2 separate regions of the Mus musculus genome follow, and region 2 is linked to region 1. A link is a loop called in an ENCODE intact Hi-C map of the cell type or tissue named here. Cell type or tissue: left cerebral cortex. All regions are shown on one strand. Links, peaks and the distances in the headings refer to the core of each region. The heading gives the core; the rest is flanking DNA.

Region 1 (9,211 bases), core at 476-8,475:
TGGATTTATTTATTATATGTATTAGTACACTATTGCTGTCTTCAGATACACCAGAAGAGGGCATCAGATCCCATTATAGATTGTTGTGAGCCACCATGAGGTTGCTGGGAATTGAATTCAGGACCTCTGGAAGTCCTCTCAACCATGGAGCCATCTCTCCAACCCCAAACTAATTCTTTATAAAAGAAAATATATCTACATACAATCTACAAATAGAACCATAGAAGAGAACCATCTGCCTCATGTATAATGTGAACACTCACATTTGGAGAAAAAAGTAGACGGGCTAGGATATACCAAGTGTCTAACGAGGGTCTAAGAACTTGAAACTGTGAAAAGAAGAGTATGAGAAAGGAAAGATTGAGATTAGGGAAAAAGTTGGCAGATAATTAGAAACATTAGAAAACAACATGGAGTATCAAGAAATTTGAGTCTGTGATGATACTAAGAAAGAAAGGAAGAAGGTTTTCTGCATGAGAGTATCAGTCAATGGTTTCACAAGAAATAGAAAAATACAAAACTCACCATTTTCAAACCTTGATAAAATGTTTAGACAAGTATAATCAATAGGTGTTTCCAAAAGGAAAAAATAAGAAGGAGAAGAAGAAGAAGAAGAAGAAGAAGAAGAAGAAGAAGAAGAAGAAGAAGAAGAAGAAGAAGAAGAAGAAGAAGAAGAAGAAGAAGGAAAGAAAGAAAGAAAGAAAGAAAGAAAGAAAGAAAGAAAGAAAGAAAGAAAGGAAGGAAGGAAGGAAGGAAGGAAGGAAGGAAGGAAGGAAGGAAGAAAGAAAGAAAGAAAGAAAGAAAGAAAGAAAGAAAGAAAGAAAGAAAGAAAGAAAGAAAAGAGGACGTTGAGAGAAAGGATCCTGTGACTTTAAAAAAATTACTCCAGATTTCCTACCAACAAAGAGAAAGGTTATCTTTGGAATGAAGAGATGTTTTGGTCCTTACACAAGTAACCAACCTGGACATTACAAATGCTAAGGCAGCAACACGTGTGGCTGCTCCACTGCAATGCAGTAAGCCATACACAACATTGCTTAGGCTGTGCTAAAATTTTTGACTTAGTTATGATCAGACAAATAAGTAGACACAAGTTGTGGGAGAGTTCAAAAACATCTGGCCTGATATCATCCTTTAAAACGTCAGTACATTTAAAAGAAAAGTGATGTCATGTTCTAGATTAATAATGACTAACAACTCATAATAAAAACCAGATGCAATTCACACACAGTGATCAATTTCTGGATTTAAGAAAAAAAAACTCCAAGCCTGGAGAGATGGCTGGCTCAGTGTCAAAGAGCACTGGTTGTTCTTCCAGAGTACCCAGGTTTAATTATCAGAACTCGCATGGCAGCTCACTGTATCTCCCAGTTCTAAGAGACCAAATACCCTCACACAGACAGACATGTAACTAAAAATGCCAATGTACCTACAATAGGAATAAATAAATCATTAAATAAAATATCACTGAAAGATTCTTAAGGAAGACACCTAGGAAATCTGAATAAATGCATTATGTTATATAGCATAGAACTATTTTTAGTTTTGTTGGGTTCCTTTGATAGAAAATGGCATGAGGAGTATAGAGAAAGCATCTTTATGCTGAGGAGAGGCGCCTTGCTGACAGATACAAATTATTGAGAAAATGTTATGGTGATGGCTCCAGACCTCTCTTCCTGTTCCAACAGAAAGATGGGTAAGAATTAAGGAAAGAGTGAGAGAGAAAGAACAAATGTCAAACTTTAAGAACTGTTGGGTCTTAATGGAAGTTCTGTGAGATTTCAGAGTTCTCCAAGTTTTCTGCTATTTGAAATTGTACAAAATAAATTGGAAAGGAAATCCACTGTGATGATCTGGATCAATACTTAGGACTTGTGTTGAAAAGTAGATAAGAACAAAATAAAAAGGCAGCTTCAAGGGAAAATAGACTCATAAGTATCATTCCTCAACAGTAGTGGTAAATGTAATCTGATTGTAAGCCTTTGTATCCATTTAGATGAAACAATGAGATTAGAAAAACCTAATTAGTGAATTAATGAGCCTAATAGATGGCACTTAGGGATAAGTAGAAAGAACCTTCTTTGCTGCTTTCAAATCCATGTGTTGTTTTGTGTTTAAGGTAGACAACTTAATTTAACAACATTCATTTGGAAATGGAATATAATATGAAAATTAGACTGGGCAATAAAAGAAACACAAACTTCACATTCAGTCATTAAAACTGCTTCACGCTATAATTTCTAATTTTGTTATGTTTACCTGTAATGACTTAAAAAATCATGCGGACCTTACTGTAGGCTTTAAAAAGAAACATCAACATTTCTACCACACCCAGTCATAGTACTGTAGCCCTTTAAAACATCTTTTAGTATTTGGTTATGTGATTTATCATAACCAATTTTCTATAAGGTTATATATCTTTACTATTGATTTTTTTATGAAGAAATTGGAATATATATAAACAGCCTTCTGAAACTTTCTTCTGACTTAGCAATGTATCATGAACATTTTTCAACTTCAGAATCTTAGAGTATATGTTGTTGCTTTTAATGGATGTATATGCTTTGCTAAATAAATATTTCATAATCTGTTTATTCAATTCAATGTTGATGGCCATTAACAGTAGGTTAATTCAGTAAAAACATGTCAGCAATCTAGAAACCACATACATACCAAAAGAGAATTTTGGAAGATGAATAAAGCACTTCCTGGCAGTCTCCTTATTTTAATATTAAACTGATAGGGCTGGAAGGTGACTCAGAGGACAGAATGTTCATCAACTTCAGAGGTTAAATTATTACCAGAATCCACCAACGATTGCCTTGAATTTTACTCTAATTAAAATCAGTCTCAGAGAACACACCCATTTCAGCCCAGGATGGGGTGTTTGAAGAGAGAGAACAGAAGGTGACAGATACAGTGTATCTTTTAGCAGTACAGTCTCACTCTTTGCCTGGCATTGTGAGGGAAAACAAACATGAGGATTCTTGGCAGTAGTGTTTCCAAGGTTACAAGCCTGTGCAGTTGTACCTTCATGGATACCACCAATACACCTAGAGCCCTACACAGTTTACCCTTGTATTACACAGATGCTTCCATGAAACAAACAAACAAATGATGGACATGACCTTGGAATGACAGTGAAGTTGTGATGCGTTTTTCAGACTACCGTTCTCATGCTTATATACTCTCCCTCAAGTCTATGTGTTAAGGGGAGATAGTCTGGGGCTGTTCTACTGCATCATAACTGGTGAGTGCCCCCCCAAAACCCAGAAAGTTTGTCAAATAACAAAGTTCTGACACAACATAGAGAAAATAAAGAGCTACATCACCAAGGGATAGCCCACATCTGACTAATCATCTATCAGCATAGAGCTTTGCAGAAGTGAAGATTCTTAAGCCCTACCCTCAAAGAGTCTGTTTCCATGACTACAGTACTCCCCCCCTCCCCCCAGGAAGACAAAGTCATGAAAAGGCGTCTTAACCGTACCTGGTTTATTATAAGTAAATTGTAATTAATTGGCAAATAAAATTTGATGATTTTAAATAAAATGATGTGATCTAATGGTTATAAACATTTATTAATTGAAGGACTATTACCTAGCCTCTACATAGTGTTCTAACTATTAAGGGGATGGAGGTAAAGAGATAAAATTTTTATTCAAGGGAAGATTTTTTGATATGTGAGGCAAGTTACCAAATAGGTCTGAATTCTGTAAATTAAAACACAAGTCTTTCCAAGACAGGCAAAGAGGTTAAGTTTGAGGGAGCATAATCAAAATGCTCTAAGAAACTGGCACATAAGCTGAGAATTGGGAAAAGAACTGACCAGATATGAGAATGGCCAAAGAATATGTCAGCTGTCCAGATCTCTGGCATAGATACCCAGAGCCTGAAGGAACTTATACTGAGGCCAAACAGAATGAAGTCCCTTGTGGGAAAACAGCAAAGAGTGATATGAAATGGAATAGAGGGATGGGCAGGGATCAAGGCCAGGACTTTGGATTTATTCAAATCAAATGAACAAGAAGCCAATATGAACTAACCAGTACCCCCAGAACTCCCTGGGACTAAACCACCAAACAAAGAAAACGATGGTGGGACTCATGGCTCTAGCTGCATATGTAGCAGAAGATGGCCTAGTCGGTCATCAATGGGAGGAGAGGCCCTTGGTCCTGTGAAGGTTCTATGCCCCAGTATCGGGGAATGCCAGGGCCAGGAAGAGGGAATGGGTGGGTTGGGGAGCAGGGGAAGGGGGAGGAGGATAGGGGATTTTTCGGAGGGGAAACTAAAGAAGGGGATAACATTTGACCAGTAAATAAAGAAAATATCTAATAAAAAAAAAAGAAGCCAATTAAAAGATGGTAAGGGAAGGAAAGATGTGGACTTTATGTGAACTTTATATCTAACTGGTTAAATAGAAATGATGTGAGCATGAAGCAATCCCAGGCACAGTAGAAATTCATAGGCTCCTGCTACATCCCAAGAACAACTGCTTGGCTGCCAAAGGTGGAGTGTATCAGCAAAAGAGTAACAGGGTCTCTCGCTAGATGAAATAGAGCTGCAGATGGGTTACAGGAGAAGAGGAGAGAGGAGATAGGAATAAGTCTTTGTTGAGGAGCTAAAGTGGTGGATGTGGTATTGTTATCTGTTAAAAGTAAAGGAGAAAGCAGTCAGGTTCAGGAGAAAATTGCTTGACTTTGAGCACAAGTTTGAAATCTTCAGTGTCCAAATGAAAATATATAGTAAATATAGAGATTTATAAGCCTCTAGTTAAACTCATCAGCACTGGAGATGGTGACTAGATCATGGGTTTGTGCAGTAGTTGGCAAGGTCCCAGGCACCCTTCCTTCGCTGTCATTGAGAGACTTATTATTCCAAGTACATGGATCCTGAAAGTTCTTTCCTGTGCTTTATCCCATAGGTTGGGTTTACGTAACTAAACAGATGTTATTATTTTCAGTTACAGGCTGCAAAGTGACCAGCCCTCTACAGATGCCTTTGGCACAGCTCAGACATTTTAAAATATTTTTTAAATATAATTTTGCACTTTTTTTGCATCAGTGAGCCAAATTTAAAGAGAATGTTCATATTTAACTTCTAAGACACGTAAATATCCAATATCAATTTTTCATTTTCCCTGTGTTCCAGAATTCTAGTCCTGAGTTCTCAGGCAGTTACTGTCAGAAGTGTTATCGCTCTCTGCCAAGTGCCACTGCCTCCAGGAGGAACAGGAAACTTAATTAGAAATTTCTACTTCACATGCAATTTATAGTTCATTCACTTTGAAACTTGCTTTGGGGTGCTATAAAACTTTAAAGCTGAGTGAACCATTTTTCTCAAGTTGTCAACAAAAATGTCTACTGAGGATAGAGGATAGAGTATGATTGTTTATTAAACACTGGAAGGGACCTCAGACATTGAGTATGAATCTCTCTTCCTCAGTGAAGAAAGTAAGGCACAGAGAGGGGGGGGATAGTCCCAATGGAATAGGCTTACAGTGAGAAAGTACTTCAGTTTGGGATCCCTAAATTCACGTGGTCCCATGCTTCCTTTTTCAGGACCTCCCACTCTAGCATTTCTTCTAGTCCATTAACTGGCCTTTTATTGGATTAATCTTATACTAGCCCAGGTCACCCTCTTGCCTCATGTGTGACTAGAGAGGAACCAACAGTAGATGATAATTCTATGCCCTAACCATACAAGTTCTAGGAGCTTTCTAACCTTGATTCTGCTCTGTAGCGTGTGATATCTGAGTATTGCTACTTTGTACAGCAAACCTCTTCTGCATGTGGCTCTCCTGTGCTCATGTATGGACCCTGGGGATATAAAAACCAAAATAATTATTAACATTGTCCATTTCTCTAAACTCCTGGTATATCTCTTTCAAGAGCCTGAAAAGCCATACATATCCAATGGAGATAACAAACTTAACATTTCCAAAATGAAATGCAGGATCCTCTCTCATCCAAACTCGCTTTCCATTTAGGTTTCTCTTGAATTATGGCACCCTGGCAGGCCCAGTAAGTAAAAGTTATGACATGTTTTTTACCTTCCATTTCTAACCCAATGAAGAGTACACATATTATTTGAACTCTGGATGGATCTGAGAACACTTGAGGACAGCTGCATAAGCCCCCACCTCCTCTGTTTCTTCTCTCAAGTCTGTCCCCATCTCTTCCTCAGTGCCATCTGGGTTTTCATGATTCAGCCCTCCATCTTACAGCATTTGCTAGCTTACCTTCATCTCCTGTCTGGTTATCTTATTTTTGATCACTTAGGTCTTGAATCCTGACCTGACCATTACCAGGGTCATCCTCCCAAACACGGGGGAAATGTTCCAGGCTTCAGTAGCACTTTGAGCACTTCCTAACAAAACTTATCATAGCAATCAAGATTCCACGCGTTGTTCCCTTACTTCCTCTATGTACCCTATGCTTGACACCCAGGTGGCTCAAACTCTAGATTATGAAATGCCGGTAATTTCTCTGCTTCATTCACTTAGTATATGTGAGTGTTTTTATTATATTTGTTGTTTATGTCTCACCTTCTTTAGTACAAAATGAGAGGTGGAAAAACAGTTTAATAATTCCCAGACACATTTGAGGGTTTTTTTAAATCATGGAAATCACTGCATTTACAACCCAGAGGCCCCAAGGAATGGCAGGCCCCCACACTATTATTTCCCAGTGTCTCCTTGGTGGACGGAGTAAGTCTGTGAGAGTTGTGCGTGTCTGCTCACTCTATTACATCACTTCAGAACACTGAGGTCATTTCTCCACCTCAGAGAAAAGACAAGATCCTTCTACATTTACTTTTTTATTAGATATTTTCTTCATTTACATTTCAAATGCTATCCCAAAAGTCCCTAATACCCTCCCCCCACCCTGCTCCCCAACCCACCCACTCCCGCTTCCTGGCCCTGCCATTCCCCTGTACTAGGGCATATAATCTTCGAAAGACCAAGGGCCTCTCCTCCCATTGATGGCCGGCTAGGCCATCCTCTGCTGCATATGCAATTAGAGACAAAAGCTCTGGGGCTACATTTTCTTAAAATGCTGGGACTGCATCTGTGTACCTTCCTATCCATAGTCTTTCTGAAAAACAAGAAAAGAGAGCTACTTTGGATTCTGCCCCAGTTTCTTCTTGGCTGCCTCACTGCCATGTTCTCCCCAGCCCCCCTAACTGTGAAATAATTTGCTGTAGATTCCTTTGTGCTTTTATCTGACGATTTTAATTGAAACCTGGCACTGGTTCTGTAAATTTTTCCCACTGGGCCACCCCTTTGTATTTTTTCACAACTAATAATTCTGTTAAATCTGTGGGTTGAAGCTACTCTCATTTCAAGATAGTAGTATTCTCCAAAAGTCATTCCTTGATTTTATTATTGCTGATAAAAGTTTGATTTTGCATCCTTCTGGAGAAACTATGGTCCATCCATCCTCATCTGGATAAATCAATCCAGTATTTTCTCAGTGCTATTTCCTGCAGAAAACGACCATATGCCCCTGGTACCTTCTCTGTGTCCCAGAATACTATGACCTGGTCTTCCTCTCACATTTAAAAACTATTCTCCATGAATTGTAAAATTGTTTAGCAAGAACTGTCACTCTATTAAAGTCCAGGGACATGAGTTCTTATGATTTTGAATAGCCAAATCAAAGCTATAATCACACTACAGGACAATACGGGAAATTTATTAGATCAGTTGGAATAAGAAATATAAAATGATAAGTGTGACTATACAAAACATTTTACAATTCTCTATAACAAGAGATAACATAATAATATGATGTTTCATAATGTAAAATGTGTTTTCAAAGAGGAATACTAATTTAAAAAAAATACAGATAAAACTTTAAAAAGAACAAACTAAACAAAAATTCAGCAAATATAGTGGGTCATACATTTTATGTAAAATAAATTAAAATAGCCAATTAGTATAAAAAAGTATCTTCATAAATGAAGAAATATAATTAAATATATAATTATTTACTTATCAAAATAGAAAACGTCAAATGTTTTGGTATATGTAAATAATTAGTATAAAAATATGATTATGTTATTAGTAGAAATATAAATGAATGCCCCATTTTTAGAAGTAACTTGACAATGTCTATCAAAATTACCTTTATTCAACTTACCACTAGTTGGTACATATTACTGAATTGTTTATAATAGCAAAGTGTTAAAGAAGCAGTGTGTTCATTAACTGAACTAGTGACATAAAATGTTATGTGCGAAACCCTAGGATCCTATACAGCATTAAGATCTATGAGGTCGATGTGTATGTGTAGTATTTAACTAAGAACATTCCATGAGATTGGCTGTAGCAGCATACTCCTTTAGTCTGAGCACTTGGGAAATGAATCAGGATGATTTCTGAGTTTGAGGCCAACCTGGACTATATAGTGAGTTCCAGGAACTGCATGGAGAAAACCTGTCTCAAAATAATAATAACAATTCAGAAATCTTTCTGAGTAAAATGAAGATATGAAACTATGTACATAATATACCCTCATTTATACATTACTAAATATTATTTATTATACTGGTATATTAAATAATAAATATTTAATATTTAATCATGTATCTATTTATTTATTATTTATTTAATGTAATATTAGTACACTGTTGCTGTCTTCAGAAACTTCAGAAGAGGGACCAAGAATACAAGCATGTAGCTGGGCAGTGGTGGTGTACACCTTTAATCTCAGCACTTGGGATGCAGAGGCAGGCAGATCTCTGAGTTCGAGGCCAGCCTAGTCTACAAAGTGAGTTCCAGGACAGCCAGGACTACACAGAGAAACTCTGTCTCGAATAAAAATAAATTAAAAAAAAAATACAAGTATGTGTGCCTACCACCACAGGCACTTTAGACCATAATGGTCTAACTGTTCCTTCCTTCAGAGATGAGAGAAAATGGCCTCAGAGAGGAGATAGGACTGTCACTTATCTATCTAATGGTTGGTACAGTAGGCCTAGCACAGTGGACTTCCCAAAACTAATGCATAGTCAAATGTTTGAAAAAGAAAGCTCACCCGAATAAAAAACCAGAGGAGAGGCAAAAGAAACCCCAGATATCAATGAGGATATTTTTAACAGAGTTATTCTGAGGGAGAAATGCCATCAACTTGAAGATTACAGATGAGGCAAGCCAGCTAGGGAAGCAAAGTAGTAATCCATGCCTGAATCTAACTACTCAGAATTG
Region 2 (9,211 bases), core at 341-8,340, 91 kb after region 1:
GCAATTTAAAGGCATTGAAGTCCCTGTAAATGCACAGTAGACAAAAAGAGCACGCCACCGGTGTCTGTTATCATTGTTACATTTTGCTCACTCTTTCAGTCAATTCTCACTCTTGGAATCATGGTCTGACCAGTTCTATGTTGAAGTTACATTTCTTTCCTCTGTTCTTGGTTCTTTGAGCAAAAGACTTCACCTTAATTTCGGCTCCAACTTCTGCCAGAGCCCCTGGTAAAGTGGCCTAGGTGAAAATGAGAAAATCTCATGGTGCCTCTCCTCATTAAGCTACTACCTGGCTTAATTAACTTCTTTTTATATGTAAGAGAATATAAATTATTTATTTCCTTTAGTTCTAACACACACACACACACACACACACACAGGGGTGGGGGTGTCTGCATACACTCTGGAGTCCTCCACTGCTCCCTTTTACACCGCTCTTTGAGTGCCTGCTCTGGATCTTGCAAGGCCTGCTTGGATTATAACTGAGCTATGTGCCTTGGTTTCTCATTTGCATATTGTTCTGTTTCTGTGACCTATTTGGACCTCTGTCTCTGTCTGCTTTACTGAAATCCTTTAGGTGTTTGCTCTAGATAGACACTCAGAAGCAGTGATTGGTGAGGAGTTTTGGAAAGTTGCAGCATGGCCACAGTCCCCAGAGTTTCTGATATTTAGTGTATTCAGATGTATGCATCCTGCTCCTAGTGTAGCTACACTTGACACCCACTGTAGCCCTGGTTAAAGACCTATCTGAAACACAGGAAGAACAACAGATGTTTGGGGGGATCATTTATTCACTCTCTGTTTCTCTCAGACCAGTTGATTCCACCTGGCTGACTCTGAACTGCAGACCCTGAACATACAGTCCACATATCTGGGAGGTCACATGCTAAGAGGATTTTAGTTTCTTTATGAGAAAAGACTCATAAAGGTTTAGAAAGAACTCAGTAAATACATTTTAATCTCACAAAACTCTTTCAAAACCATGCGAATGATTTGATTGTGATGATTATTTGTAGTATACCGTCATGGAGACTGAGGCTAGTATTTTGTTTCATTGATGGCCAGGGTTTATAGCCATGAAGTGATGGCTGAGATTCAAATGGTCCCTCCATGCTGGTGTTCTTTGTATTATCAAAGCATGCAGAAGTGCCCCATGCACCTCAGTGGCATATGAAAGCAGAACATATTTAGTAAAGCCTTGTATATAAGGTCCAAGTTCACTCACAGAATAATTTTACTATAAGGAATGCTTATGATTGACAGAAGATTCTGCGAAGTTCAGCACATCACAATTATATTAAAATGAAACACCCACTCTCTTTTCTGCAAATTCATCGTCCATACATTTTATTTCAGTCTCATACATGTCTGAAATGAATTCTAGCCATTTTTGGAAAGAACATTTCTTTTTCAGCAAAACTAATTATACTTGTAATAGTTGCCATGCCCGTTGTGTGCCTGGCACTGTATTAAGGCATTTACATCAATTATCCCACTGCCTTTCCATTTACCAATCCCGATTGTCGGCATTCTTTACCGTCAGGACCCATGCTTACATGCGGTAGAGTGATTGTCCAGTTCAATGATAAGTAATGAATTACAGAGCCTGAGTGATAACCAAGTTAGCCTGCAGCCAAAAGCCTCTAGGAGAAATGTCTGTCTCTCCATGAACTCCTTCTTCCAATGGTGGTCAGTGAGGTGGCCATCTTAGCTGGCCTCTAATAAGGCTTACAATCCCAAGGCTATGTCTTATTCCACACCTTGTATGACTGGTCCTTACTAGCCAAAGACCTTTCAAGTATATATTATCATACTTTCCAGCTGAGACATCAATACCCAAGGCTCCTTTGTTCACAAAATGCATCACAATTCAGCACATGTTTTTACTTCTACTTGCATTGTTAACCTAGAACGCTTAATCCATTTCAAAGCTTTTTCCATGCAGTATCTCACCTCCCAAACCAGCAACTTCGTTCAGCTGGTTCCTAGTAGAACTCTCTTTGTCCTATTCACATCAAATTCTACGCAGTGCCTTTGCCAAGTACGGCCTTCTCATGTTGAAAATCTAATCAGCTGGCTGTATTTTAAGGAATGAAAATTATTTTTTCTTAAGGAAAGCATCAGACGCTGTGCTCCCCTTGGCTTAAAGACCCGAATTGGCCAACCAAATGCATCATGAAGCAAACTGGATGACATCAACTTTCCAAGACTTTAGGACTGTGGTTATGACCTGTAAAACCTTGCAGAATTTTGTTTTATAAGTCAGTGTTTTGGGAAATTCTTCCTGACTTTTTGTTTTGTTTTGTTTTGCTTTGCTTTTTTTTTTTTTTTTTTTTTTTTTTTGAGACATGGTTTCTCTGTATAGCCCTGGCTGTCCTAGAACTCACTTTGTAGACCAGGCTGGCCTCGAACTCAGAAATCCGCCTGCCTCCGCCTCCCGAGTGCTGGGATCAAAGGTGTGCACCACCATGACTTCGTATATTAAAATAAGTTTTCTGACGTGTATTCTCTAGCTAGTTACATTTGAAGTGTTTTGGTTTTGTTTTGTTTTGACTTAACTTCATTTCCTCTAACATTTTGAGTTTGTTCATGTCAGTTGAACATTTGCTGAGCCCCAAGTTGGATGCTAGGCACTGTTCAGGGTACTTTGGCCTATATAAAATCTAGAATTGCCACTTCTCTACTTTCTGTCACAATCCCTGTGTCATCACCTTTGACTGATTGGTTTGAGTGCAAAGAACGTGTTTAGTTGTTGCAAGGAACGCCTACTCAAAAGCCGAACCCATAGAAGAATCCTTTCTTAAAGTAAATGCCCTCCTGTCTTGAAGGGGATTCTTAGCAGGTGTGAACCGAGGAAAAGGCAGCCATACTTCCGTTTGCTCTGGTAAAAAGCAAAGGTGAATTTACTTTTAAAACTTGGTTAAAGTTCTCTTTTATTTCTGCTCTCCCATGGTGCTTTGCAGCTTTCTAGCAGTAGTAACAATACTTTTATTTCATTTGTGATTAAGGAGCCTTTTATGTCAGGAACCATGTCCTACACCTCTTTTTCTTCTTCCTGACTGACACAACCTCAGTACTGCACAAAAAGCCTCCTTCTCAGTGTTCGTTGACTCAAGTTGATCACTGGCTACAACTTCCCTTTTCTGCGCCCAGAGACAGTCATTATTAGTTCATCATAGGTCTGCAATATCATAAGACATATGATCAGTAAGTGCTAATGTGCTTCAAGCTAATTTGTTGCCTTGGATGGAGCTTTGTAATAATTTTTATGATGTATACAACAATATATCCATCCACTAGTATATGAATCAAGGAATTAGAACATTCACTGATGGACTGCCCTGCCTGGTGAATGAGAAGTAGTCACCGAATACACATATGTAGTTTCTCTTTTACCTGACAAGTTTGGAAGCAAGATCCGGGAAAAGAAGGGCTTCTCTAAGGTCATGCAAGGATATTGTACAAAAGCTGGGAGCAGAACCCAGTCTTCATTACCTCCACCCCAGTTTTTCCCCAAGGGAACATCTGTCCCCTCCTCATTCCATCCATACTGGTGCTGCTTAAGACCAGGCCTCGTCCCTCCCACCTGGCTTGCTGCATCTGCCCCCTCACTGTTCTCTCTAACACCTCCAGTCCATCCTCCACATGGTTACCAAGGTGATCTTTTAAAGTGCTAACCAGACCATGTTCACACTGTTGAGCAGCTTTCAGAAGCTTCCCTGGCTGCTGCTTAGGGTCTCGTGACCTGTGCTGCTGAGACTTGCCTGTCACACCTTTTCCTTGGAGTCAGCCATCCATTGAGCTTCCGAGCATCGAGCATCGTTCACAACCACAGACTTCAGGTTGCTTTATGTACCTGTGGATTGTTTCCATTCACCTTGCTGTCTCCATCCAGACCGTAACTCATACACTTTTCTGGATGGTTAACATCCCTTGGGATTCTAGGGGTAGGTAACAAAATCCCCTTTACTGAAGCATAAACAGCCTTCTTCCCACCCTTCTATTCACTGAACAGCTCATGCACATTCTTCTATGTTCATAGATGTAACTTCTTCCATTTTATTTGTGAATACGTAACTCTCCTTGAAGCTCATGAACTTCTTCAGAGCAGGGGCTAGGCTCTGTGTTTGTATTCCCAGGGCCTGATCTCACACCAGACAGGAGAAACACTTTATTACATTGCGGCTGATTCCTGTATGTTTTCATAACCCTTCACAGAGAATTGACTCAGCTTACAGTTTCTTTTAAATTCAGTCTGGATGGATCGTAGACTCAAAGGAAGGAGAGAATCAGCCCTTGAAAATGTCTGTTTTATAGCCTGTAAACTCATACCTCACATCCATTGACTGCTTAGTACCCTTTGAACACATTGGTGAGGCTCAGCAGAGAGGGCTGCAGCGTATTTCTCTGAACCCTTTGTCCGGGCTTCCTCGCTGGTTCCTCACTAGGCCCTGGTTTACTCTAAGGAGAAGGAAGTGTGGTTATATGAACCCTGGGAACATTCCAACTTTTATCAGAGTAGACTTTCAGCTGTTCTCCCAGCTCACTTGGAAAACTCATTCCCACCTGATTTCCCAGTTGCTGAAGTGTTCGTTATTTATATATTTATGAAGTCTCCTGGGCTACTGAACTCACTTTAAAATGTCCCTGCCCCATCTGGCTTAAACAGAGCAAACTAAGGAGCACTAGAGACACAATGGGGCCATGTTGTGAGAGAGAAACGGGAACTGCCTGGCAAGTAGATAGAGGCAAGAATTTCAGATTCTTTTCTTTTTCTTCTTTTATGCTGATGTGCTAAGGAAGGGGAGATATTTTCAGCAATGTATCTAACGCTTTCTATCTGGAAGTTCATATTTTCTACCTAAAATGTCAGATTTTCAGTCTGTGAGTCTCAGTCAATGAATGGATTATGAATTCTGTCTAGGCAGTCTAGTCTCTAAGCCCAGGACAATGGCCTTTCTTCTTTAAACCTCCTTTTATTAGTAGAAAAAAATTAGTGTGTGTGTGTGTGTGTGTGTGTGTGTGTGTGTGTGTTACTATTTGGGTCTTGGGAATTGAACTCAGGTTGTAAAACTCAATGGTAATCTTCTTTAACCACTAAGCTCCCTCATTGGCCCTTTTGTTGTGGCGGTTGTGGTTGTTGCTGTGTGTGTATGTGTGAGTGTGGGTGTGGGTGTGGGTGTGTGTGTGTGTTTTATTCTTTTGGACACTCAACATGTCTGAGTGCAGACATCCACTTCCTCACAGACAGGCTATTGACGTTGGGCACACTATGAAACTCTGGATTCTCCAGAAACTCTATTGTCTGTGATAATGCATCCATTGGTCTAGAGTCATAAGGGCCTAGAGCAGGAAGTCATTCAGCATTTCTCAGGTTCAGGTCCAGGTCCAGGTCCAGGTCCAGGCCCAACTCTGTTATTTACCACCTATGTGACCATAGGGATGCTGCTTCATTCAGCCTTTCATGCCTCAGTTTCCCTCTCTCTGACATGGAATTCATTGTTATCATACTTAGGTGATAGGCTTGCCAAAAATTACAAAGCTTAATAACAGTTGTTGGCTCAGTTTGGCACACTTAAATATGGGAATGGACTCATAAACCTAAGAAACTCACCCAGACAAGTGACTCCTCTATTCTGTCACCTTTTGGTTTTGTCTGTATGTCCTCTGTTCACCCTGTCTAAAGAATGACTCAGACCTGTTCCTTTTAACAGCAAATCCTCAGAAGGAGAGACAATAGCAAATATTTTGGCATTATTCACTGGAAAAGATAATAGCTCTTTTTTGCCGTCCTTATTTATAGAATGATGGATAATAGTTTAGAAAGCACTTAGCAAGGACTGTACATAACCCAATTGGATAGTCTCTGATTTGTATTGTTTTCCCTCTTAACAAAGGGGAAGAGGTCAGGGTGCAGTGTCCTCTATGAAGGGGAGCAGGAGAGAAGCCTGGAGCAGCAGACTGAGGCTGCCCGTTGCAACCATACCCTGCTGTTGTGGTTGGTGCTGCTGCTGCTGCTGCTGCTGCTGCTGCTGCTGCTGCTGCTGCTGCTGCTGCTGCTGCTGCTGCTGCTCATGGTCTCATAGCATGATACCTGCTGTACATTTAGCCTGTCCTCAAGGGGCTAGAGGGCAAAACAAGGACTCAGTTCCCCAGGTTAACACAGGCAATTTAAAAGTTTCATACTCTCTCAAAAATGTCCAGTGATGGCCCATTACTAGGAAAAATCATAATTAAATTAGCCAGACAACCTTTGTGATATCTACTCAGGACTCCCAACCTAGCAAGATCAGCCTATCCAATTTGTCCTCATATTGGAAGGGTTAAAACTAATCATAACGCACTAAGGGCAGCATTCCTAATAGAATAATGATTTGAACAAGACAGAAACTTCCTTTCTCACAGTCTAAAACCTGAATTTAATCCTTTGGCCCAGTAGATAATTTTTTTGCCTAATAATTTAGGAACTTCCTTTTTTCCCCTGACCCTATGGTTCCTCCATCTCCAGCATTTTTTTTTTAAGACAAAGGATTGATTTGTATGAATCAGATGGGAGAGAAAGAGAACCCGAAGGCTTGGGAAGGGAATGTTTTTGTGGGACAGATCTGTTCTGTTCTATCATGTGGGCCAGAGCTCACATTTCCTTGGCCAGAGCTCAAACACAAGGCCACACCCAACTTCCAGGGTGGGGTCTAGTTTTAACCTCTGTAAGGAAAAGTACATCAGTTTGGCAAAGTAGCTAGTCTCTGGCTCAGGATCACTATGACAGAAAGCGATGCCTACACAGCTCTTGTTCCGTGCAAGTCTTTGTGCTCTGTCTATTTAGGAAAGGTGCTTTATCTACGTTAGTCGTGACTTCATATGACATAAAATTCATTCCTTTAAAGCATGTAATTCGGTGATTTTTAATATATTCAGAGTTATACAACCATTGCCACAATCAATTTTAGAGCATTTTCATCATCCCCTCCCCCTCCCCCCCAGTAAGCTTCATGCCTGTTAGTAATTCCTCACTGGCTCTCAGTGTTCACTCCAAATCCCCCAAAATTATCAATCTAGTTTCTGTTCATCTGGACTTCCTTTGCTAAACATTTTATACAAGTAGAATGTCTGTGTTGTTTTTCCCATTTCACAGATGAGTTTATAGTTTACATTGCTTTAAATATTTTACTAATTTGTTTAAATCTTACCTATTGTTGAAATTGATAATACTGTAGCAAATTAGTACATCCCAACCTATCTATCTTTCTTTCTTTCTCTTTCTTTCTTTCTTTCTTTCTTTCTTTCTTTCTTTCTTTCTTCCTTCCTTCCTTCCTTCCTTCCTTCCTTTTCTTTCTTTCTTTCTTTCTTTCTTTCTTTCTTTCTTTCTTTCTTTCTCCCTTCCTTCCTTCCTTCCTTCCTTCTTTCCTTTCTTTCTTTCTTTCTTTCTTTCTTTCTTTCTTTCTTTCTTTTTCTTCTTTTTCTTCTTCCTTCTCCTCCTCCTCCCCTCCTCCTCCTCCTCTTCTTCCTCTTCCTTTTCCTCTTCCTCTTCTTTATAACTGTCATGCAAGAAACTGACTTCAACAGCAAAGACACTCAGGAGTCAGAGATCTCAAGGTTAAATGCCTGAACCCTTTACTCTCCAGGTGCATACTGCTTAATCCTGCAGTGTCATCTTCTCTAAAATGGAAATAATAAACCCCATTTGCTGGAAGCATTCAGTAAGCTTACCATATGTGAAGCCTGATCTTACATCCTTATGTAATTGATGGCCTGCCAGCGTTAGTTGTGTTTGTGTAGAAGTAAAGCTCTCACCATAACTGGGTTATAAATTATGTTCCATGTACAGACAGGAAAATGCCATTGTACTTTGCAGTCTACAGTAAGCTGATGAAAATCCAGGAGTGGTTGAGAGACCCCAGGAAGCTCTGATACAATGAGAATTAGGAAGAAAGGAAGCCCCGGTATTCTCTGAGACTGACAAGCATATGAAAAGCCTCATATCAGCTTCACATCTCAATTGGGCAGAGCAGCTTGTTAGAGGATCTGGAAGGAACCAGCTGAGCCGGTGTAAGTTTGAAGCTCCTTGGGAAAGAAGATAAGCTGGTTGAGTTTCTGTAGGCAAAGAGCCAATAATGAGACTTCCAGCATAGCATCACATATCTGTCTTCATCACTTTCTACCCAGACAGAGATGTCAGAGCCTTCTACTCGGGAACCAAACGCACACTTGAGAGAGCAGAGGAAGTAGGATGAAAGGATGAGTAGATCCTGCTGCTGTTTTATTGAACTGTTCCCTACCTTACCTTGGCCTGAGCCATGGCTACATTTAAATCAAAGTGTGAGAGCAGAGAAGACAGAAGACACGGTGAGGAAGTTATATTGGGTGTGACCTCCAAAGCTATGTAGACAGAAGTGGCCATCAGAGAAAAGAGCTGGTCACAGGCATAGGTCAGTATTAAAATTGTTTTCTACAAACCAGTGCCTTGGCTATTTTCTAAGTCTATAGACAAGTGACTTAACTCTGTTGAGCCTCCTTTTAAAAAAATGTTGCTGTGAGTATGACTTGTAACAGTGCATGCTATAACCTGCATAATTCCAAGAGACTCCATTCACATAAATGAGCCAACAAACTTTTTTTTTCCTAAGAACCTGAGCTAAGTGTTTTAAGCTGTACATAGAATGTGCTTTTATTGAATTAGTGAACCCTGTCTTTGTACTATACAAGCATCCAAAGATGATACATAAGTAGAAAAGCACATGTGCGTTGCTAGAAAGCTTTATCTATGAGAGCAGACATGTGAATGCCATGTATTTTTCAGGTGCTATAATACATTATTGTAGTTTTAATTTTTCCTCAACCACTTATAAATTATGAAAATTTATGGAGACTTGTAGATGGTATCATGGCAGATAGTACAACAGATTTGGTCCATTGGCCATGGTTTGCAGTACATAAACTAAAATATGTCCAATGTCTTCTACAGACATGTAATGATATCCTGATTATTGTAAAGACAGAGGAGAGTGCATGAAAATGATCAGCATAATACCTTTTCCTTAATAAAGATCAACAATTTGCTATCATAATTATTAGCCCTGTTTAAAAACTAGGAAATTACTTTTCTATTTTCCACTCACTTTTAGAAAGAAAGGAAGTTATAGTTTGGTTGTTTATTCCTCTATTATTACAAATAAAACTTACATTAAAATTTGAAAACTCACTGGGGGCT

Evidence for each region. A loop is a pair of places that touch in the nucleus more often than their neighbours do. Peaks named below come from ENCODE experiments on the same cell type or tissue, not always from the same donor. Only the 100,000 strongest peaks of a DNase experiment are listed, where the experiment ranks them.
Region 2: a loop joins it to region 1, with 2.1 times the contacts of the local background. A loop is called at or near these places in 2 of 42 quality-filtered maps.

Annotation. Positions count from the first base shown.
Region 1 is chr7:92,116,312-92,125,522 of GRCm38, forward strand. The region is part of intron 12 of Dlg2 (discs large MAGUK scaffold protein 2); the gene reads left to right. It overlaps 4930567K12Rik (RIKEN cDNA 4930567K12 gene), which reads right to left and starts at 3,200. Exons shown (of 7, transcript NR_131016.1): 1 at 2,674-3,200. In left cerebral cortex, for the core only: no CTCF peak of the experiment used is centred there; DNase peaks (open chromatin) are centred at 4,837 and 7,122.
Region 2 is chr7:92,207,274-92,216,484 of GRCm38, forward strand. All of the region lies in intron 13 of Dlg2 (discs large MAGUK scaffold protein 2), which reads left to right. Among named protein-coding and RNA genes, the nearest start is that of 4930567K12Rik, 92 kb to the left of the region's middle. In left cerebral cortex, for the core only: no CTCF peak of the experiment used is centred there; DNase peaks (open chromatin) are centred at 1,469, 3,615, 7,775 and 8,014; H3K27ac peaks cover 971 bases.